Linked DNA regions of Homo sapiens: region 1 is linked to region 2. A link is a loop called in an ENCODE intact Hi-C map of the cell type or tissue named here. Cell type or tissue: testis. All regions are shown on one strand. Each heading gives the region's core, and the rest is flanking DNA. Links, peaks and the distances in the headings are about the cores only.

Region 1 (8,000 bases), core at 1-8,000, 51 kb before region 2:
TAAGAAGAAACACAGACATGTAAAATGTAGAGGATGTTAAAGTGCTGAGGACTAAAATGAAGCATGAAAATGGGTAGGAAATGTGGGAGGTGATGTAGTTTTAGATAGGCTTTAACTTGAGTTTCGCATCTGTTTTGTTTTTTACTTTTGCTGTGAACAGCTACCATTTATATAGCATTTACTATGTTCGATGCATTGTTCTAAGTGCTTCACATAGATTAACTCACTTCCTCTTGACAGCAGCCCTGTGATGTAGCACTATTATTTTCCCCATTGTATAGATGAGGAAATTGAGGGACAGAGAGGTTGCTTTACCTAAGGTCACACCACTAGTAAGGAGCAGAGCTGGGTGGAGAATCTGAGCAGCTGGACCCAGCCTCTCAACCACTATGGAATATCCTGTGTGTTTATTTGACACTGTACTGAGAGCACTTACAGTGTGCGGAAGGGCACTGTGGGGTTTGGAAGGCCACACAGAGCATGGGGAGTTAGATGACAGTGGCGAGTTAAGGCAGTGTTCTCAGATGAGGTGACGGCACAATGCAGCCTGTGATGAAACTCCAGGCAGACCGTGAGGCCAGGGTGGACCCTGACAGATGGGATGGGCTGCAAGGGGAAGCTTCCTGCTGGAAGCGGTTGAGCCGAGCCTGGGGGAGGGCAGGATGGGGACGGAGCAGAGAGGAGTCAGGAAGGGATTCCAGGGAAAGGGACATAAGGAGTGTGGGGTGGGGCAGTCAGGGCGTGGACCCAGGCCAGGGGTTGGGGAAGGACCACAGGCCCAGCACTGGACTTCCAGAGGGCAGTGGCAGGTGACAGGCTGCTGTGGGATCTCGTGGGGGCCTCTCCGTCCACACAGGTTCCCGGGCTTTGTGGGAGCTTTTGTCCCAGTGGAGTCTTCCTTCTTGAACAGCACAGTGTGGAAGCCCGTGGACTTTAGCTTCAGATAGACCTAGGATTTAGTGGCCATGTAAGAGCTGTAGCATCTTGAACAAGTTACTCTGCCTCCCTGAGGCACTTCAGTTTCCTCCCCTCTAAGATGGGGGATGGTAGCACCTGACACATAGGGTTGGGGGAAGTCTGCATCCAGCACATAGTCAGCACTCACTAAATGTTCATTCCGGTTTTTATTGCCAATATGATGATTATTGTAGTCGTATTGCTGTTGATATGATGATGATGCCTGATATCTGCGAGCCGGCCTGGTTTTATTTGGCCTCTTTATATGTCTGGAGTGCGTGGGGACAGGGACAAGGGAAAAAGCAGTGTCTCCTCACCGGGCCCGTCATTTGGTTTAAACTCCAAATTGTATACAGATGTGTGGAGAAAAAAGTAAGTCAAGTCTGTCCGCAGGGAGATGAAACAAAGCCAAATTTTTATTCTGTGGTGTTGGCCTTTGTCTAAGTGCTCAATCCTGTTTGTTCCCTAAACCTTAGTATTTATAGAATGATCTGTGGGTAAACAGCTCTCTCACCCCATGATTAATCTCAGGCCATTGCTTTATCTCTGGCCACTAGGCAAGGATTTATGAGGTAAGGAGATCTTGTCTACACACAAATATCCTAATAAATAACATCACGGGACACCAGGCAAACACTTGCTGGGATCCAGCCGTGGAATAAACAGTTTGCACTGCCTTTGCTGTTGCCGGCCACAGAGGAGGATTCCCAGCCAGGGAGGCGGCCCCGCCAACTGCCCACCTAACCCAGGGAGACAGCAGGACTCAGCTTGCAGGAATGCTCTGAACTGCTCAGTAGCAGAAGATGTTGAAGTCAAATGCCTCCTCTACCGTCTCGTGGGACGGCGCAAAGCTTGGGCTTCACAGCTTATGGAGGCCTGGTTCCTGCCCCGAGTTCAACCTCTCGCTAGTTGTGTGACTTTGGGCAGTCAGTTCCCCTTCTCTGCTCCTCAGCTGTAAAATGGGGAGGATGGGAATATTACGATGATGGAGGGAGATGCTGCATGCTCATCACTAGCAGGGTGATTTCCATGCACAGGGCCTGGGATGGCGGCTATGAGGCTGTATGGCATAGTAGCCATGAGAGTGTTGTTGGTATTTTAATTACATAGCTCTTAATCAAGGTAAGCTCATTCTGAACTAAGCACTTTATACATATTAATCCACACTCTACAACAACCCTTTGAGGGAGATAAGATACTGCTGTGGTTCCCCATTTACAGATGAAAAAACTGAGGCACAGAGAGGGCAAATGACATGTATAAAGTTTACAGCTCCCCATGGCAGAGGAGACCTTGGCACCGAGCCTGGCTGCACGGCCTGTGCTGGGCCCTGCTCCAGTGTCCTGCAGTGCTCATGGCAGTGCCCCCACTCACCTTCCCCATGCCCTGTGCCCAGCAGCCCAGGAAGCACAGAGCCTGGGGGACCACAGGATGCTCGGCTGGGGTGGCGGGGTGCCCGATCTGTGGTTTCTGGGGCAGAGGCCTGTGGGCACATGGTGTTGTGTTCTGTTTGCAAACAGTTTAGCACGTGCATTTGATTTGCTCAGGGTATGACGCCACTGATGTACGCCTGCGCTGCTGGGGACGAAGCGATGGTCCAGATGTTGATTGATGCTGGGGCAAACTTGGACATCCAGGTGAGGAAGCCCCACAGAGCTGCACCCAGGCCCTAGGCCAGCAGGGATCACTCCGAGGGCTCCAACAAACACGCTGGGCGTGATGTTTTGGGCAACTGAGTAGATGTGTGTCAAAAGACCGGAAAGACAAGATGCACAGAGGCCACTGTTAGCCAGGGAAGTCTCCTCAAGATTTGGGCTTTCTGTCTGAAAAGGAGTGGACTGAGGCGGGAGTGAGTGGAGAGATGGGCTGTGATTCTGTTTTCATGATATCTTCCTCCTTTTACCAGCCTAATCTCCAGCCATTCCTTCCATCCCCAAATACTTCTAGCTCTGCCTCCCTCTGAAGCATAAAGCACTCCCCATCTGCCCTCTTTTGCCCAGGGCAGACATTGCTAATTAAATACCTATCCTCTCTTTTTGAGCCTTGTCCACTTTGTGCTCCAGGCAAACATTATCAATCGAATGTAGAAAGCACTTGTTAACTCTGGTTCACCATCCCTGCAGGGTACTCCCTTCGCTCGGGTGCCCAGAAAACACAGATGATTTGTGGTATTTTCCAGGTTCCAAGCAACTCCCCCAGGCACCCTTCCATCCACCCCGACAGCCGGCACTGGACCTCACTGACATTCGCTGTGCTGCATGGACACATCTCTGTGGTCCAGGTGAGCTCCTGCCAGGTGAACACCATGCCCCCCAGCTTACCAGGTGACCTGGGCCCCAAGCACAGCCCCAGCCTCAGCTGAGTGGGCAGGTGCCCTGAATCAGAGATCCCAAAGGCACTGCTTGAGGCCAGCTCACCTGATCGATAGAGCAGCAGCCCACCTGAGTTGCCTCAAGGAAAGGGGTTAGTGCAAGGACAAATGGAATTTTAGGAAACAAGACCCAGGTCCAGGCAGCACTAGGGTCCTGTCATGCCCTCCCGGCATCTCTCTCTCTCTCGTGTCGGGCACACTGGGGGCTGTCCCAGTCCCACTCAGCTTTCTCGCCTACAGCCGCCTTTCCGACCCTTCCCTTTTCTCCTCCCTCGTGAATTCTACTACAGGGCCAACTCTATATCATGGGGTCTGTGCAATTCTGTCCCCTCCTTAGTTCCTGAGAGAGGTTTCGGATTGGCATGGCTCACCCGTCGAGCCAAGCCACAGGTTGCCCACCTCAGCTCAGGTAGCTGTGCTGGCGTGGGGACAGTGGTGGTTCTAGAAGCAGAAGCTGTGGGCAGAGCAGCTCCCCATGCCAGCAGGGGCTCCAGCCACGTGCACTTACTCCCAGGTCCTCAGATCGCTGGCATGCGCAGGGTTTCATGGCACCCCTTCCAGGGAGTTAGCGTGACACCCTCGCTCCCCACTAGGTTGCAAGACCTCTGAGGGCAGGGATTGTGTCTGGCTGATTCACAGCCCTAGCCTATCACAAGGACTCAGCGAGTGGCTGTTACCCACTGGCCACCACATCCTGCCGCCTTTGCCTTATAAGAACCGGAGCAAAATCCCAACCTCAGTTCAGACTGGGCCTGCAGGGCTGTGCCCTGAGCTTGCCTGGATCCGTGCCTAGTTTTGCCCCAGTGAGCAGGCCCCCGCCTCCACGGCCTTGGCACTGGTACAGGGAGTGACTGATTTCTGACTGCTGCATCTCCAGTGATGTCTGTCCTCCATGCCACAGTCCATGGGACTGAGAGGTCAGCCTGAACTCCACTCCTGGTATCCAGGGGAAGGGCGGTTGGGCTCCCCTAGACTGCCATGCATGCTTGGAGGAAGCTTTGGTCTTCAGGAGCCTGGGAGGGCTGGAAGGTTGCTCCCTCCAGAGCAGCTGGTCAGGGAAGGTGGAAAGGGAGCTGAAAGTCACCAGTTGGAGTAATGCAGGCCCCACCCCTGCCCCAAGGCAGAGCCAGGACCGGCTCATCTGGAACTGCCTGGTATCTGTTAACCCTGCCCCGTCTGTCCCCTGTCAAAGCCCGCCCTTGCTAGCATGGGGAGAGGCCCTCTGCTGTCCTAGACTGGGACTTCCTGCTTCAGCCCCACCACCTGCCTTCCTGGGGTACCTGCTGTACCTCTCCGACAAGAAGCCTAAGGGAAGCAAGCCCCTCTTCCCATTCTGTGAATGAGGAAGACTGAGGCTCTGGGAGTTGAAGTACCTGCTCGGGGTTACTCATTGGCCAGTGGCCAGCACTGACACCCTGCTCCTTCTGACTCCAACACGTGCTGCCACCCAGAGCCATGGTTTACCATAGATTGCGGGCAACATTTTCTGTGCTGCTCATCCACATGTGTTCTCAGAAAGGTGGCTGCAGTCAGTTCATGGGAAAGCATTTGAAAGACGGAAAAAGCTCAGAGGTCCTCACAGCTTAGGGGCTTGGTCTTGGACCACAATAATGGAGTTGAAGATTCTAGAAACTTTGAGCCCTGAGGATAACCTGGAGTTCTAAAGTTCCAGTTCCTCAGCTGCTGGGGTGAACTGTGTCTTGGTCACATGCCTGGAGAGAAGCAAAGGCCCTGTCCCCGAAAGCACCCTGGCCCTTCCCAGGTGCTCCCTGCCACGCTGAGCAGTGCCCTCCTCCTCTGTGCCCCTGGCAGTTGCTGCTGGATGCTGGTGCCCATGTCGAGGGCTCGGCAGTGAACGGCGGCGAGGACAGCTATGCGGAGACGCCCCTGCAGCTGGCCTCTGCGGCAGGTAGGCACCTGCTACCCGGAGGCTCTGTCTACCCTTCCCTGCAGTGCCCCCCAGCCTGGCCAGGCATGTAGCTGGACGTGCAGGGGTCTCTTTAGCACACACGGACCCCATGCAGGGGCCTTAAAACCCCTTCTCTGGACCACTGGGGGCTTCCCCTGGCCCCACCCATCAGTTTCTGTTGGGCTCAGCATCTGGCAGGACCCAGCAGGGCAGGGAGGCCCTTCCCTCTGGAGACCCAGGGAGGGGGAGCAGGGGCAGGGCACGGCCAGCCTTCTTCCTCTCCCTTCACTTCGTCCACCAAATGCAGATGAGTGTGGGGTTTACTGACTTATTCCAGCACTCAGAGCTGCGAGAATCCTGCTCTCCCTTCCCTTTCGCCTCAGCTGCCCTGGCGGCTACTGTCTCAGTGTCCTCCGTGCTGCCCACCTTCTCTTTCAGGGAACTATGAGCTGGTCAGTTTGTTGCTGAGCCGAGGCGCCGACCCCCTCCTCAGCATGCTGGAGGCCCACGGCATGGGCTCCTCCCTCCACGAGGACATGAACTGCTTCAGCCACTCAGCTGCCCACGGCCACAGGTACCTGCCCGGGATTCCCACCCTGTGTGACATGAGGGCACTGAACTAAGCTCACAGGAGCCTCAGTTTCCCCGATGGGAGCAAAAGAGCTAGGCCCGGAGACCTTTCCCAAAACAGGGGGCCTGTGTGCTAGTAAACCAGAAACATGGGGGAGTTTAGCCTGCACAGGGCCCAGAGATGGGGGAGGCCCCACAGCTGATTCCTGGCAGACCTGGGACTGGAGCCTGGGCCTCCCGACGCCCAGGGCAGACCGTCCCATTTCCCAGTGAGATGCCACTCTGCAGCTGCCAGAGCCCACTCAGGACCACATTGCTTCCCATGCCTGCTGGTGGTCCTCCAGTGCCCAAGTGGCCTTGGACGTCCAAATAGCATACGGCTCAGCTGTGCAGAGGCTTCTGGTGCAAAATTGCACCCTGCCCCAGGTGCAGATGGTAGAGCTTGCTTTGTGGGGACCAGGCCTGCCCAGGGGTGTGGCGGGACAGCAGCAGGCTGAAGTCAGGGACAGCACGGAGGGGCAAAGGGAGACCAGACAAGGGCTTATTACAGGGCAGAAACGGGGCTGGAAAAGCGGGGCTGGATAAGCAGGGCTGGCAGGCAGGACACTTACTTCCAGTTCCCCGACACCATTCTTGCCACCAGCCTCATGTTCTGGCTGGGGTCCCCTCCCCTAGAATGCTTTTCTCTCCAGCTGTCTCCAGCCCACCCCCACATTCACCCACCCCAGCCACCCTCACCCTCCAGGCGCCATCTTTCACATCACCACCTCTAGGCCGCTCCACCCCACCCAGTGCCTGCATCCCCCATGGAGGCCTCTTCACCCTGCGTGGAGACTGCCTGCCTGCTCATCTGCCTGTCACTCTGAGCACAGGACCCTTGGGACAGTCACCGTGGCTAGTTCACCTTCACATGCCAGCGCCTGGCCCAAACAAGGTGCTCTGTAAACTGCCTGAACTAGCAAGTCCACACGTGAGGAGGAGCCCTTGGGAGGGACCTTGGGTCCTTGGAAGGGCACCTCCAGGCCATGGGCTTGGCAGGTAGGAGGAGGATCTGCGGGGTAGCCGTGGAGCAGGTCAGCCCCCAGGAACCTTGCAGCACCACCCATGCTGCATCCATCCCAGAGCCCCAGGCCACAGGAGGTGACAGAATGAGCCTGGGTCTTGGAGCCAGAAGTCCTGGGTCTGTACCCCCACCTGGAGTGGCCTTGAGCAAGATGGATCCATCGCCTATGACGGTGATGTGTCTGGGCTCTCACGAGGCTAAAAGCAGCAGCACGGGGGAGCGTCCTCTGTGGGGTCTAACATTCTGTGTCTTCATTCATAAATATGAATACATTCTACATGACATCCGTCTTCAGTTCATCCTTATCAACATGAAGGGACCAAATGAGTACTTACTGGGCTCTTCCTGTGTTTTAGACACTTTCACGTGCATAGTCAGCTGCTATTTAGAAAGACCTGCTGTGTTTCAGGCTCTGCATTTAAACCCTTTACATCAGCCTCACATAAGCCCCAGGAAAGTGTGATATAGTGACACCCTGTAATATATCCCAAAGCAGTCAGGGCTCAGAGAGGTAGAGTGACCTGGCTAAGGTCACACAGCCAGGATGGCAGAGCTCGCTCAGCCCCGAAGCCTATGGCTTCTCTGCAATACGGGGATGGTAGAAGGGTGGGTTCCCCTGCACCCTGCCCTGCCTCTCAGAGGTATATGGGGATTGGTGACCCTGGGACCCCTGGCCTGCCTGGAGGAGGAAGACCATGAAACTCCGAGCCCTCGGGTACCCCAGAGCAGCCCGTCGGGGCAGGAGGGCACTGGGGGACAGCTCAGGTGGGCACTGCCTGTGGGACTTCAGCCCTCACCTTCATTCATCCCTGGGCCTGCAGGAACGTCCTGAGGAAGCTCCTGACGCAGCCACAGCAGGCTAAAGCGGACGTGCTGTCCCTGGAGGAGATCCTGGCCGAGGGTGTGGAGGAAAGTGATGCGTCGAGCCAGGGCAGTGGCAGCGAGGGGCCCGTGCGGCTGAGCCGGACCCGCACCAAGGCCCTACAGGAGGCCATGTACTACAGCGCTGAGCACGGCTACGTGGACATCACCATGGAGCTGAGGGCACTGGGTGAGGCCTCACGGGCATGCACACCCATGTCCATGCATGCATATGGACACACACGGTCACTCCCTGCTGCTCTTCAGCA
Region 2 (16,326 bases), core at 3,653-11,652:
TGGGTAAATCACTGGAACTCCCCAAACCTAGGTTGATTCATCTATAAAATGCCCACAGAGCTCTAAAGAGCACCAAGGAAGATAATGCACAAAGGCAAACACAGTAAGTTCTAGGTTCATTATTATGGCCGAGAAGTTGGAAGAACATACTCTATTGGCAGCTGCATGTATCTTCCAAACCCAGTAGAAAAAAACAGAAACTAACATCACACCTAAAACCAGCTCCTCAGAAGCCAAAGAAAGCTTCTTTTAATCAAAATCATTAAAATGTCAAACTTGTACTTTTCTCAGTCAGCAAGGCTGGTCATACACATTCTCATGCCCTGAGTTGTAAAGTTTCTTACTCCCATTTCTTTGCCTCTGCATGTTTGTTCAACTGTAAATAGTGATTACAAAGGCCCTGGTATATATGTGTCTGTGTGTACACACAAGTAAACATGCACCTTTAGGGTGGGTTGGGGAAACAGTGCTGCTGTTTCCTGGCAGGAAATCAAGACCTAGAGAAATCACACACTGAACCCACTCAGAACTCAGAACTAGGAACGTGAGATACCAGTCCTCTGACCCCAACCCTGCACACTACCCCCACAGAGCCCAGAGTTCCTAAAGATGGGGGACTGAATCCCCTTACCCAAATGCCACCGCCCCAGCAATCGCCAATCCCAGGGCTGCAGATTTTCCCCGTCCTCGAGCAGCTGTGAGTGCAACAGTACTCCTCAGGGTCTTTTCAGAGATGCCCTCGATAAATTTCAAGACAGCTTTGGCCTGTGGAAACAGAAACATATTAGGTGAACTCCAAGAAAGACCCAAGTTTCCACCATTCATCACCATCACTGTGGAGAAGTGAGGTTGATGCCAGGCTAAATAAGAGGGCGGCAGTTCTTGCAGGCCAGAAAGCACTGCTCAGCACCTGGACTTCTCACTCCCTTGGTCATCTCATTTCAGTCTCAAGGCCTTTGGTACCAATTTTTAATAGATGCTGATAACTCAAATTTACAGCTTCAGTCTGGACCACTTCCCTGCACATCAGACTTTTTTTTTCCTTCTGAGATGGAGTTTCACTCTTGTTGCCCAGGCTGGAGTGCAATGGTGCGATCTCGGCTCACTGCAACCTCCACCTCCCAGGTTCAAGCGATTTTCCTGCCTCAGCCTCCTGAGTAACTGAGATTACAGGCGCTTGCCACCACGCCCAGCTAGTTTTTATATTTTTAGTAGAGACAGGGTTTCACCATGTTGGGCAGGCTGGTCTCGAACTCCTAACCTCAGGCGATCCGCCTGCCTCAGCCTCCCAAAGTGCTGGGATTACAGGGGTGAGCCATGGCACCTGGTCCACACCAGACCTTTTTTTTTTTTTTTTTTTTTTTTGAGACAGAGTCTCGCTCTGTCACCAGGCTGGAGTGCAGTGGCATGATCTCAGCTCACTTCAACCTCCACCTCCTGGGTTCAAGTGATTCTCCTGCCTCAGCCTCCCAAGTAGCTAGGATTACAGGCGCACACCACCATGCCCAGCTAATTTTTGTATTTTTAGTAGAGACGGGGTTTCACCATGTTGGCCAGGATGATCTCAATCTCTTGACCTCGTGATCCGCTCACCTCAGCCTTCCAAAGTGCTGGGATTACAGGCGTGAGCCACCACACCTGGCTGGCCCACACCAGACTTTTATACACATGCAACTGCTTCCTGTACATTCCCATTTGTACACTACAGATCTCAAACTTTAAACTGAACGCCTAAAGTTGCCCCAAACCTCCTCCACCTAGTCTTCCCCATCTAACTGTTCAACTGCTTGGGCCAAAGCCTCCTCAATTCTTCCCTGATAACTTGATTCGTCAGCGAATCCTGTTACCTCCAAAACATATATAAAATCCTACCATTTCTTACTTACACCACTATCCTCCTCTACTGCTCTGCTCAAAGCCACCACCCTATCCTTCTTCCATCATGACAGCAGCCTCCTGATCAGTCTTCCTGCTGCCACCCTCACTCCACCAGTCTATATTCAACACAGCAGCCAGACGATCCTCTTAAAAAGAAGCCTGGGGATGCCTCTGGCAGCTGTGCTGAAAGGAGACTATGGGCATAAAAGCCTCCACTGCTCCCATCTGTTATAGAGTAAGTGTGAAAGCCCTGCCAGTGGCCTGAAAGATCCTCCAAAAATCTCCTCCTCCACCCCTACTCACCCTGCTTCAGCCCCTCAGCCTCCCTGCCAGGCCTAGGACACCGGAGGGACACCCCTCCCCCAGGCCCATGCACATGCTGCTTCCTCTGCCTGAAGCAGTGGCTCCCCAAGAGCCACAGGGCTTGTTTCCTCACCTCGCCTCCTTCATGGCTTGGCTCCAAAATCACCTCCTACATGAGGCCACCCCTGCCCCTGTATGTAGAACCACAGCGCCCCACCCTCATCTGGCATGCCCTATCCCTCTTTGCAACTTTTTCTTTCTTCCCATTGTACGTAGCATCTTCTGCTTCACCATATGGTCTGCTCATGTCTTTTATTTACTGACTGTCTCATCTCACTAGGAGGCAAGCTCCATGAAGCAGGTGCATCCCTCTTGTCTACTGCTGGGCCCCCAGTGCCTACAGGAGCGCCTAGAAGTAAAAGCAAGATGCCAGTGACACTGAAGGACAGGAGCCACTAACTACTTAGGGGCCAAACTTTGCTCCTCAGCTGGATCTGTGCTGGGAATAGGTGTTTGAGGGTGGGAAGAAGGCCAGATGGTCCTGAGAAGTTGTCATGCTTGCCTAGGCAATGATGCTAAGAAGACACTGAAGAGACACAGGCCAAGGTAGATGGAAGGGGAGAGGCTTCAGGAAGCCAGAGTTTCTCCAGATGAAAATACTCAAAGGGAATCCAGGTCGTATTTAACTTGGCCTTGCCTGAAGGCTGTATTTTATCATTTTGTTTTATATTATAGAAGTTATAAACTCTGAAAAATCCAATGACATAACAGAATGGTACCAAATCTAGACTAAAATGCATCCTAAAATGAAGAACCAATACAAAAAAGGCCAAAATCCAAGTAAAAAGTGGGCAGAGGAAATAAGCAGACCGGCTCACCAAAAAAAAAAAAAAAAAAAACCAACAGCAACAACAACAACAACAAAACAACAGATGACCAATAATTATATGAAGAAGGTACCCTCCTCTCTCCTAATTAAAGCAGCAACACAAATTAAAACGGTCCTATGTTCTCATATCAGATTAGTAAAGACTTACAAGTTTACTAGGAATCACGGCTGCGAGGGTGTAGAGAAAAAGGCATTTCCACACACTGGATAGTTCCATCAACTGGTACAACACCCATTTGAATACACACAACCTCTCATCCAGCAACTTCTCTTCTGGAAACGTATCCTAAATATAGTGCCCACAGACTTATCTGTAAGAATCCCCTAAGAGCACTGTTTCTAACAGTGGAAATGCTGGAATCAATCGAAATGTCTAACAGGGGACCACTTACACTCTGTAGTATGACCCCTTCGCATTTAATTCATTTATGTGCATGAAAAAAGAGGCAGCAGGATACATAATAAACTGTTAATAGCAGTTGTTTCTGCAGAGTGAAACTGCCAAGTGGAAACACCACTTCTTATTTTTTTATGTACTCTTTTTCTATTAACTTTTTGGTTTTTTTTGGTCATAGGCCATTTGTTTTCTTATAACACTACTTAACTAGAATCAGTTTCTCCTGCTTTATCCTATCACTCACTCCTTCTCTTTTGTGATAAAGAGGGTACCAGGAAGTGAATCAAAAAAGCCTAGGGCCTGCAGCTGGAGCTGCATAGAGAGCTATGTAGCTGCTGATCATATTTCCAGAATGAAAAGGGAAGCCAGCCTGCTGGGACTCAGCCCTAAGCGGGAGGTGTCACTGCAGCTATCTTCCCTCTCAAGGGCAGCGACCCATGCTGCTCATTTGGCTCAGGGTGACCTAGAACCCTGAACACACCTGACAGTTCAAAGACCTCTGGGCTGTGCCCAGTCAGTTCCCATCATGGCCCAGGAACCACCAGAGAAGCCAAGTTTACCAGTGCAGACCACCTCAATGAGCACAGAAATGCAACCTGTAAGCTCTCACCCAGCCTGCTATTTGCACTCAAAGACCAGGTACGTATTACCCCAGAGGGCCCTCATCAGGCCTCGCACTGGAACCAGGGTAAATACCAGACTAGGGGCCTCAAGTTCTCCTCTCACTTCTGAATAAGCTATAGGCAAAAGCCTTTATATCATCAAAACTTAACTGAAATTTCAGAACACAGGTATGTTGCCCTCTCTTGGAAAAAGTGGTGAGAGGATTCCTCTTTCAATGTAATCTGTCCAGATGTAGTGGATCATGCCTGTAATCTCAGCACCTTAGGAGGTTGAGGCAGGAGAACTGCTTGAGGCCAGGGGTTCGAAGTTACAGTGAGCCGTGATCATGCCACTGCACTCCAGCTTGGGTGACAGAGTGAGACTCCGTCTTTTAAAAAATAATAATAATAATAATTCATCTGCTCTATCTGTAGCCTGACTAGGGGGAGGTAATCCCCAGACTTCTTTTGGGAACCCACACAACATGAAATAGCCCTACTGTTGCTGAGCACACACGAGTATGAGCAAGGGGAAAAGTCCCCTTCTCCAGGGAGGGTCTGGGTCTTGAGTCAACGTACCTTGGCTTCTGTTACGCTCCGTATGCTATGTTTTACTACCTTTGTGTTGGAAGTGCTGAGCACCACACTCACCTGGTCTAGAGTCTTACAGCAGTCCACCAACACACCCACAGGCTGGGTGTCCTGCAAGCTCTCCTTCAACTCCCTCAGCTCCAGATCAGAAGGACCAAGACTCTCATCCTACCAGAGAGAGGAGAAGGGGAAGGTCTGTCACTGTCACAGGAGGAACAACACAGAAAACGTAGCCTCCCCCAGATTCCTGGACCCCAGCACAGACTCACCGGAGTCTGGGGAGGCAGGGCCTCCATGGTGGCAACGTGGGAGGAGATGGGCAGGATGTTGAGCTGGTCATCAATGACGAGACACTTCTTACAAGAGGCCAGAGACAGAATAAACCTGAGATACAAAACCGCTGCAATGAAGTGTTGGGGAGGGCATGCAATGTCTATACAGAGTATAACTTTTCTTCAAAAAAATTAACTGGCCCCAAGTGTCTCTAAGAAAGCCAGAAAAAGCTAAAACCTAGTTGGAGAGCAGTGTGAGATGATTCAGCACCTCCTCCACAAGGCACCTGAACATACTTTATACAGCAAATCAGAAAACCAAGGACTCATCCCAGGAGATCAATTAGAAGCCCTCCTGTTGTGCATGACTGCCACTATTCCCTACACCACGTGGCCCTCTCCTCATCCTCCCAGGCTTGCTCTTTAGCACTGAGGTGTTTCAGGCCATCCTTAAATGGGGAATTCCAAACCCAACCCCCATATGATCACCAGTCACACAGGGAAAAAATACAAATGAATTCATCTTTTGTCACTAGGAAAAAGAAAAAAAAGGAAGAAGGTGAAAGGAAAGCTCCCCAAAGAAATACAATACAAACGTTCTTGCAAGCAGGGAAAAAAATGCGTTTGACTATAAAATTCAAACATCCTCCCACTGCAAGAAAAGGATTTCATAGGCTTCTGTTGTATTCAGTAGCACACAGCTGCTCCTCCTGATCTGCTCATTCTACTGACTTAGTGCATCACAGATGGTTAAAATGAGAAAGGCCCCCAGGGTTCATCAAGGCTCGGATTTCTACACCTCAGCACTACTGACATTTTGGACCAGATAATTCTTTGGTGTGGAGCTGTCCTGTGCACCACCAGTTGTTCAGCAGCATCCCTGGCCTCTACCCACCGGATGCCCACGGCACCCACCACCACCCTCCCAAAGTCATTACGATCAAAACATTTCCAGACATTGCCAAATGTCCCCAGGGGGCCAAATGGCTCCAGATGAGAACCACTGATTTAGGTCAAAATTTCCTAAGGTGTTTCACAGGGTGCTAACTGGTGTTCCCACACCCCTCAAAAAAATAAATTTTTTTGGTAAAATAAATTTGGGAAACAATCAGTTAAACAGGTCCCTGCTGCTGCAAGACTTTTCAGAGATTACAACAGGCTGGGGCAAATCTTCATAAAGGAAAAAACGGTATAGGTGTTTCCCAGACATATATGGCCAAACCCTCCTCATATGTTCCCTCTTAAAAGACTAGTGTTCTATGATCGGGCACGGTGGCTCACGCCTGTAATCCCAGCACTTTGGGAGGCCAAAGTGAGCAGATCACTTGAGGTCAGGAGTTCGACACCAGCCTGGCCAACACAGTGAAAACCCCACCTCTACTAAAAATACAAAAAATGGCCAGGCACGGTGGCTCATACATGCAATCCTAGCACTTTGGGAGACTGAGTGGGGCAGATCACTTGAGGTCAGGAGTTCAGGACCAGCCTGGCCAACATGGTGAAACCTTGTCTCTACTAAAAATACAAAAATTAGCCAGGCATGGTGGTGGGCTCCTGTAATCCCGGCTACTTGGGAAGCTGAGGCACAAGAATTGCTTGAATGCGGGAGGCAGAGGTTGCAGTGAGCCAAGATCGTGTCTCTGTACTCCAGCCTGGGCAACAGAGCGAGACTCTGTCTCAAAAAAATAATAATAATAATACAAAAAATTAGCCGAGTGTGGTGGCGGGCACCTGTAATCCCAGCTACTCGGGAGGCTGATACAGGAGAATCACTCGACCTGGGAGGCAAAGGTTGCAGTGAGCCAAAATCGCACCACTACACTCCAGCCTGGGCAACACAGCAAGACTCCATCTCAAAAAAATAAATAAATAAAATAAAAATAAATACATACAAATTTAATTTCAGATAACAAACCGTACACCATATTTGAAATTATGGGTGTTCCTTTGCTCAGAAGAAACACTTTGTCGCCTTTTTCTGCCTCTAATTACATCTCACCCCACCTCCCATATTTCTCTTAATCATTTTTACTATGCCAGTACGTCATATTCATAATAAAAAGTTTGGAAAGACTACTGCTCTATGAAATATCTTCTGGGAAGCAGTGATCCAGAAAAATCACTCATTTAAAAGATGAGTAAGCTAAGAACCAGAGAGAGTAACCTGGTTTAACTGAGCTGTCAAGGCCAGCAGCAAGACAAAATTGAGGTTTCCTGGCTCCAACTTTCCACCACGTTTCACTGCTTCCAGTTAGTCTCACAACTGCTGCTGCTGTCAAGAATCTCATCATTTTTGGAATATTGTACTACTTTCCCCAATATAAAAGCAAAGTTTTCAGTTGAGTCCAAGATAAAAATGTCCCTCCCAATGTGGCTGCCCCACAATTGGGGGGAACTATAGAATTACCTTTCATTAAATCTTCCCACCACATCCTGATGGGCCTCAGTTCTGTACCTGGAATGCACATCCTAACAAAGAAAGACAACATCCATTAACAAAGGCATGCAAACAGTGCTGAGGACCAGGGTCCAAATACAAAGCTCTATCCAAGGAGACATGGGCAATCTTGCTGGAAACAAAATCACTCCCACACACACTGCTGTGCCAAATGGTATTTGCTGAAACTGGGATCAGACACTGAATGCAACGTTGCTTATTAAAATCTTTCACTTTTCCACATTTTTCCTAGCATCCTAAGTTATATTCATTTATTTCATAAAATTGGCATGCTGTGTGCCAGATATGCTGTGCATACACTAATGAACAAAGCATGACCTCTGTTCTCATGGCACTTGGAGTATAATGGATGGAGGAAGAAAAATTAGTAGATAAATACAAATTTTGACAAATGCTACATATGAAATATAGACTGCACGGATAGCAAGTGGGGGTCACTTATGTAGGGTAGTGAGGGAGGGCCTCTCTGAGATAAGCTGAGGCCTGAAGGGTAAGTAGGTAGCTATGTCAGAGGGAGAGGAAGAACAAACTGATGTGAGCACAAAGTCATTCATTCACTCTCAACTATCTAAGGAATGCTTACTAAATGCCAGGAACTCTTCTAAGATCTGGAAATGCAACAGCAAAGAAAACTAACTCTCTGTTCCCATCAAATTTATTTACTTATTTATTTATTTTGAGACGGAGTCTTGCTCTGTTGCCCAGGCTGGAGTGCAGTGGCGTGACCTCAGCTCACCGCAACCTCCGCCTCCTGAGTTCAAGCAATTCTCCTGCCTCAGCCTCCCTAGTAGCTGGAATTACAGGTGTGCACCACCACACCTGGTTAATTTTTTTTGTATTTTTGGTAGAGACGAGGTTTCACCATGTTGGCCAGGCTGGTCTCAAACTCCTGACCTCAGGTGATCCGCCCACCTCAGGCTCCCAAAGTGCTAGGATTACAGGCGTGAGCCACTGTGATCGGCCCTCCAGTGAAATTTAGAGACTAGTACAGGAGGACAGACAAATAATAATAATAACTTTAGGTCATTGTCAAGTGCTTTGAAGAAAAATAAAGCCGGTTAAGGAGTGACAGGCGGAGCTGCCTACTGTAAACAGGGTGTGAGGAAAGACCACATGGATGAGGTGATATCTGAGCAGGGGCTTGAATGCAATGAGGAAGCGAGCCAGGCAGAGGTCCAGAGGAAGCACATTCCAGTGGGAACAGCAAGTGCCGAGGCCCTCGCAGGAGTGTGTGCTGGGCATGTCTGAGGACATTTGAGGAGGCCAAAAGGGCTGTAGTGCAAGTGATGAAGGGAGAAGTAATGACAGGAAACAGCCCCTAAGATTTGAGGAAAGTCCATTTCATCAGATAAATGCAGCTCAGGAAACCCTAAGTCCAATCCGACCACCATTACTGAGCTGCTGGACATGGGCATGACTTAAAACTTGCCTCTGAACACTGACTTGGCAACGCTGATAAAGTGAGGAGACCAGCTCTGCATCAGGTGAGACATATCCCTAATTCCTCACCATGTCCTCAGTCAGTGTCTTTTGCTTTGGGAGAACACAATCTCTGCTGGAGTTGAAATTCTTGCCAAACTGGAGTACAACTGGCAAATGTTCCTTCGTCATCCATTAGGATAAGGGCCAGTGAGCAGTCTGCACATGGTCCTTTTTTTGCAATACACAAATTTAGGCACTGGCATTGCTCCTTGTACAATATCATTCCAGAAAATTTAACTACATAAAAGCTGTATCATATCTGAATCTCACTGGTGTAGAATTTGCAAGTGCCTGAAAACAAAGGTGAAATTCAGAGATTCCTAGGCATACTCATGGACCCTGAGATTTAACTGTAGTGACTTTTTCATTAGTTAAAATCAAAGAGCTCTTAGCCCAGAGGCTGTGCTGACTACTCACTGGAGCTGCCCAACAGGAATTCTTTAAAGAAAGCAGAACACAGCAAAAACAGATTTACTTGAACCCTCACAATTAAGTTAAAAAACAGATGCTTACCATAGTCACTGTGTACAATTGCTTGAGTGAGTTCATGGTCCGTAGGAGGATGACCACTAGCCCACCACCTTCCACTGTTTCTACAGTCCTGGCCAGCAAGTTTGGAGTTAAGGCTTCAAAATCCTGGAAGAAGGGGGCGTTAGAAAGGGCTGGTCATGCAAATAGCAACCCAAAGGACTTTTTTTTTTTTTTTTTTTTTTTTGAGATGGAGTCTTGCTCTGTCGCCCAGGCTGGAGTGCAGTGGCGCAATCTTGGCTCACCACCCACCTGAGCCTCCCAAAGTGCTGGGATTACAGGCATGAGCCACCGCGCCTGGCCCAACCCAAGGGACTCTTAACCAAAAGCCAGGTGATAAGGCAAAAAGAAGACTTCAGAGCACAAAGCCAAGACCATACCTGTTCCCACCTTGACTTCCCAGGATACACACACAGGGGTACCACAGAAGAGGGCCAAACCCTCGAATATACGAATACCTGGTTTTATATGCCAAAAACGGGTCTCTTATTAGAGACGTTGTTAGTTTTATATGTCAAAAATGTCTCTGATAAAATCCTATTTGGAAACAAATTTTCCAACCTTCACTGATTCATACTTGAATTTCAGAAACATCTTACATTTTCTGACATTTATAGCTCAAACCTGTTTGACAAAACTATACTACATGGGGGAGCTACTGCTCACAGGAGTCATTATTCAGGCAATTGATCATGGCAGCAAGTAGAAGACCACTCCCTACCAATCAGTGATAACCCAGGGCATTTCCCTGAGTAAAGGTGAAAATGAGGCATAATGCCCTCTTTCTTGGCCTCCAAGGTGAGATGCAAGCCAGCAGTATAGGAGACAACCCATATTTTGCAAGGTATGTAACTTGACATAATAATGGGCACAGTTGTAAGTGTATATGATAAACACACAAAAATGTGAGGATTTGTGCTTAATTTTGTCTTGTCTTTTTTGGGAGAATGGGGAAGGGAGGTGGCACAGGAATCAAAGAAACAAAGAATAAAACAAAGACCACCAGTGCTTACACACACATGCACACACACACACACAAAGTGAAACTTAGTCTATTAACTTGCCAGGCAAGAGAATACACACCAGTGCAGAAATTCACCAAGTAGTCTCTGAGAGGTAAAGTGAGGGGTTTTTAAGGGCTAGAAAAGGGGAGAGGGGCCTTCATGGTGGGTATGCCACTCAGGCACTCTGGACAGGACATTTAAGTGCATTGGTCTATATCCGGTTGGAAAACAAGTCCCATTGCTCACTGGACAAAAAAAGTCTTTGGTGAATGCCAATAAGGACCTAGGGTCCTAGAGGCACTCAAAGTCTCTGGCATTTGCTTTATCAGCTTTAGCTAGTTAGAACCCGTTATAATAACTCATCACTTCAGTTCTGGTGTCTCTAGACAAGTGCTGATTTAAAATTCTCTTTTTATATGGGGTAGGTGACCGAGTGTACTTTGGAAAGTGGCCAGGACTTCCACTAATAATGCTTGGGCATAGGGAACATGGGACTCTCCTCTCCTTACTGTACATCTGTTCCCAGTGGAAAGCCAGGCAGCCCAAGCAACCCTCAAGACTCTGACTTCAATCACAGGTTAGAGGAAGCCACCCACCTGCAGCACACACATGCCGAAGGTATTGCCCAGGATCTTGTGGGTCTCGTTGTAGTAGCAGTAGCGAATGTTTGTGGCTGCTATGAAGAGTTCAAAGGGGTCGTCCTGCTTTATGTTCAGTGTTCCATTCTTTATTTTCTTCTGCAGCTGTCGCATTCTTTTCTTCCGGTGACTGCAATCACACACCCCCAATCCCATGAGAGCCAGTTAACCAGAGCAGCTAAAGAGCTGGAACCAGGGGAAAGGCTCAGTGATCACCCACTTAGACTTTCAGAGCTAGTAGGGAACTTGAAAGTGTGAGGCCCACTTCAGGTGGAGGGCAGTGGAGAGGCATGAGAGGCATTAGAGTGCTTAAGGGCTTGGAGTAAGTGATAAGTCTATGTGTGAACTCTGCTATTTTGCCCTGTGACCTTGAGCAAATACTTTGCTTTAAAAGATGGGTAATAGGGTAGCTAACCCTCACATTTGGCCAAAGCCAGAGCTTGAAACCAAACCTGAGTGGCCTCATTATCTCAGTCATAAGCCAATGCTTCAACTACACTGTGCTGTTCCCCAGAGATCCTAGGAAAGACAAGGTGATGGCACGTTACTTTATTCATCCTTCCTAGAGGACTTCCTCCCCGAGAATGTGGGATTATGTCTTCAAGGGCAGGTCTTACATAAGACAATAATGATACAGGACACAGGGATCAGAATGGAATCTGGACATCTCTAAGGAATTCCTGAATTTTTTTGGTCTTAAAAACCCTGCATATCCAGTTGCTACTTACCTTTCCTTTACCAAAAGAGAGAATTAGAATGTTCTAGAATGGAGGATTACAGCTGATCAAAATTTTACCATAGTTCTCTAACTTAATAGCTAGAACAAAGGCCTTTCCTCCTGTGGGCCTCCACTTCCTCATCTATGAACCAAGGCAGTGGGTGAGTTTGTCTCCACTGTCCCTTCTGGCTCAGGCCTTAAGCCCGTGACTTACAAACAGGCATTAGCTTGAACACAATGCTCTGCCAGACTAAGACAGGGGTGGGGCAGAAGAGCTATAAGAGGTACAAAAGTAGATTTTTAGAAGTGAAGCCAGGTGGTTTAAATTCAAAAGGCAAATCTGCCCAGAAGACTTTGAACTGCCTAATTCCACACCCATCTCATATTTGCCAAATGAAAAATAGTGAAAACCAGAAGCCCTAAAAACTTAAAATTCTGGGATAGACAACAGGCCTTATTCTCAATCTGTATTAAAAATGCCTACCTCTCTAAATATGAGAGTATATACAACAGAATACCAATTATGGTTCAAAACTACATCCCTGTAAGATACACCTAGATGCTGACAATGCCTAGACAGTGAGATGTTTTTTATTTTCATCTTTGGGTTTTCTGCACTTTTCACATTTCATCAGTAAGGCTCTTATGATTGTCTGGTTTCCTTTAGGCAGAATCCCTTCACTTTAAGACCACAGGACAGGGGCAAGTTTAGCCTCTGGTACTAATTTAAATTAAAATAATTTTAGAGCCTGTTAACAACACATCCAACTCAATGTATACTGAGTACCTATGATAAACATGCTAAATCAGTTAAAAGTATGAAAATACAAAGATAAATAGAAGAGGGCTCCTAACTAAATAAGCTTATCACCTGAAAGTAAAAAAAAAAAAAAAAAAAAAAAAAGGGAAAGAAAAAAAAATGAACGTAAGTCACAGTATGTAAGTGACTTTACCCTAAAGCAAAAGCATCCATTGGCAAACATTATAGGAGAAGGACAAGTGCAGAGGAAGGTAGAGGAACCACCAGGTATGACTGGGGGGCTCAGGAAAAGTTTCACGGAGGAGGCAGGCCCTGAGAAACAGGATTTCAATAGGTGATACCGGGGAGGTGGAAGTGGCATTCCAAGCAGAGGAGACAGCATGAGCAAAGAAAAGGAGGGAGGTTAGTCACAGCATAAAGCAACCAGAGCTGGAGACAGGCTTTCAGAGTCAGATCGGAGATGAGCACATTTGGAAATTAGAAGAGGCTCAAGGACAGAATCGCACAAGCCAGCTAGGTTTAGAGTAAGGAGACGAGATCCAGAGAAAGAGAAGAGCTCCGGAAGGTGGTCTGAGTAAAGACACTGAAGCCAAAAAAGGAGACTATTTCTTAGGTGATGCCATGGTGGTTATCTGCCAAGGAACAGCACTACCCACCCCATCCAAACTTCTCCAAACACAAAGTTGTAGGTAGAACTTCCAACTTTGTATTATGCTATGACCAACCCCACCCTCCTCTGGCCAGGTGTGGGCATTTTTCCACCAGAATTTTGGGAAAAAGTCTGATTTCCACATGGCTGGGCCTGAAACAAGGAAAACGCAAGTGTTGTTTCTGCTAGGGGGACAACAGAAAACAGAAAGCTGGTCTGCAGTGAGAAAGTTGGTCTGCATAGAGCAGATACACTGAGATGACAAACTGAGCTGGGAGCATTAGTACTGTGACTCTAGATCACCCGTGAGCAGAGCTGAAATCTTATCCCCTTGGATTCCAGGAAATATCCCATATACCTCAATGAAATCCCTTTGTGCCAAATTGTATTTGTGTTGAAAGTATGTTATCTATGACTAAAAGTCTTGACTACCACAGCTTCAAATAGCCAACTGTCAAATACAGCAGTGAACTGGTAGAAGAAGAGGCAGAGCTCTGAAAAGGAGGAGAAAGAGAGAGAAAAGTTGACGCATTAGGCATCAAGCTGCTGGGGATGTCTAACTGCACAATTTGATCACAATTATAGAAGCAGAAACCAGACTGCAAAAGTGGCTACTAAGTGCAAAAGATTTCTGTTTTAAGGTATATGGCAATAAAAATCGGGGGAAATGCTAACCTGAGAGAGAAATCTGGGTATGTAAGTAATCAGCTTTTGATAATAGAAAAATCTGAGCATGTTTACAGGAAGGAGAAAGTTTCCAAAGGGTATTGGGTGGCCAGCAGAGGAAAGACAATACAGGTCCTGAAAGAGGTGAGGGAGGAGACACAGGGTACATAAAGGGGTTTTCCTTGGACATGGGATGAGGCATATACCCCCTCCATGAAAGAAGGGGAGAAAAAGAGAGAGAGTGAAAAGTGGAATAAATTTGAGGTAGGAAAGACAGTTTGAAGGAACTTGCAATGAGATGGGCTTAATCAGCCTAGAAAAGCAGGAAGGAAAACCATATGCAGAAGGCAAGGCATTGGATTGGTGACTTAAAAAGCATGAAAATGATTTGAAACTTATTTTCAGGAATGAAGAAAGGATATCAGCTCCATTTGTCCTCAGAGATAGCACCTCCACTAAAGACCCTTAAAAAATATGTGAAGGAATCATTTCCTGGCATTTAACTAATGAGCAGGAATTGTAAGTTGGATAAAACACATGAAGAGCCCAGCTTACCTGCTAAACCCCAGCTCTTTCTTATAACACCACAGCACTGAAGGCCGAGCCTTCACAGTTGCTTTGGATAACATGTGATGAAGTATTACCACCTGCCAAACAAAAAAGTCACAGAATTTCAGGCACAAAAGAGACTTTAGAGACCGCCAGGCTTAAGACCTCATTTGACGGATGTGGAAACTAAACTGAGGGCCAGGGAAGGGAAGTGCCCAAGGTTCTAAGGCGAGCAATGACCAGGTTTGGACTAGAAGCCAGGTCACATACAGTTCACTTTGTGGTCAACCCACCACCCCAGGCTTCAAAAGGTATTAGCTTGTCTGCGAATCAATCTAAATACAGAGAATTCACCACTTCCAGGAAATAAAGAAAGGTTCCCACTAGGCATCTTACCAGCCAAAGAGATCTTAATGCCATTATGTCCTGAAACAGCAGAGTGCTTAAACATGCTGATTCTTTGGACAAGATAAAAAGTAATTCAGGAAGCATTTACCAGGCCATACCTGATCTTTTCCTCGATCCCCAACTACAACAAAGAGAGATCTTTGCCGCTCAGCTACTCCATTCTCAATGAGAATCCGGATTCGGTTATCCACCTTTTTCCGATGCATGGTGAAAAATTATTACTAAAAGAGAAAGAAATACAACTGGCCATGCGCACTAGATTGTCTAAGGAACATTAGCTGGCTGCCTTTTGTGGGGCCTGGGACTGTGCTAGGCATATCTATAAGTATTGTCTTACTTAACCCTCTACGAGCTCCACAGGAAGACATCAGCCTCTAGTTTTAAACTCAGGAAACCTTAGGCTTGGGAGGTGAGAAAACCTTCCCTCAGCCTGGAAAGCCTGTAATTCACCTCTATTAAATATTTTTTAAAAGCCAGAAACTTGTATATTCAAAAAAGTAGAAGAATGACTAAAATACATAAGGAGATATCCAAATATCCAAAGCATTGTTTGTTTTTGAGACGGAGTCTCACTCTGTCGCCAGGCTGGAGTGCAATGGCATGATCTCGGCTCACTGCAACCTCTGCTTCCTGGGTTCAAGCAATCCTCCTGCCTCAACCTCCCAGGTAGCTGGGACTACAGGCGCATATGTTGGCCAGGATGGTCTCGATCTCTTGACCTCGCAATCTGCCCACCTCAGCCTCCCAAAGGGCTGGGATTACAGGTGTGAGCCACCATGCTGGGCCAAGCATTTTTAACAACTAAGGATATGGATATAGATGCTTATGACAAGATCATGACAGAATAAAGTATGATAACATTTCTTATGCATACACATAACAGAGGGAAAAATAAAAAAGACTGGAAGGAAATACCAAAGTATAAAGTAGCTACTTCTGGATGGTGGGACTTTTATTTTGTTCTTTTGTTTTTGTGGAATCTTAAAAAATTCACGTGTTACTAATAAAGTCAGGGAAATCAATAACCATCAATGAATAATTCCATGATGTAATGTGTCCAACTGTTTCCTCATTTTAGGGAAAACGATATTGAAGCCTTTGTACAGACAGACCTCAAAAGTTCTCGCCGGGAGTGGTGGTTCATGCCTGTAAGCCCAGCACTTTGGGAGGCCGAGGCGGGTGGATCACCTGAGGTCAGGAATTCAAGAGTATGGCGAAACCCCGTCTCTACTAAAAATACAAAACTTAGCCGGGAGTGGTAGTGGAGCTGCAGGAGAGGCTGAGGCAAGAGAATCACTTGAATCCGGTAGGCGGAAGTTGCAGTGAGCCGAGATGGTGTGCCATTGCACTCCAGCCTAGGCGACAGAGTGAGACTCCGTCTCAAAAAAAAAAAAAAAAAAGTTCTGTGATTACCTACAGTAAAATACTGCATCATCCCAATAAATACATCAAAAAAACCATCAGAAATATCACTGTAAAAGTAACATGCTACTTAGATGTAAAAGTGACATGCTACTTAGAAACTCTGGTACCT

What was found. A loop is a pair of places that touch in the nucleus more often than their neighbours do. Peaks named below come from ENCODE experiments on the same cell type or tissue, not always from the same donor. Only the 100,000 strongest peaks of a DNase experiment are listed, where the experiment ranks them.
Region 1: a loop joins it to region 2, with 2.3 times the contacts of the local background. A loop is called at or near these places in 4 of 110 quality-filtered maps.

The regions. Positions count from the first base shown.
Region 1 is chr11:34,162,497-34,170,496 of GRCh38, reverse strand. It overlaps ABTB2 (ankyrin repeat and BTB domain containing 2), which reads left to right. Exons shown (of 17, transcript NM_145804.3): 6 at 2,505-2,594; 7 at 3,137-3,238; 8 at 5,141-5,237; 9 at 5,676-5,811; 10 at 7,692-7,921. Among named protein-coding and RNA genes, the nearest start is that of NAT10, 61 kb to the right of the region's middle. In testis, for the core only: no CTCF peak of the experiment used is centred there; a DNase peak (open chromatin) is centred at 4,136.
Region 2 is chr11:34,106,898-34,123,223 of GRCh38, reverse strand. NAT10 (N-acetyltransferase 10) reads right to left here. Exons shown (of 29, transcript NM_024662.3): 2 at 14,891-15,013; 3 at 14,391-14,482; 4 at 11,001-11,172; 5 at 9,386-9,508; 6 at 7,340-7,401; 7 at 4,930-5,044; 8 at 4,721-4,828; 9 at 632-765. The coding sequence starts at 14,998. Among named protein-coding and RNA genes, the nearest start is that of NAT10, 9.4 kb to the right of the region's middle. In testis, for the core only: no CTCF peak of the experiment used is centred there; no DNase peak of the experiment used is centred there.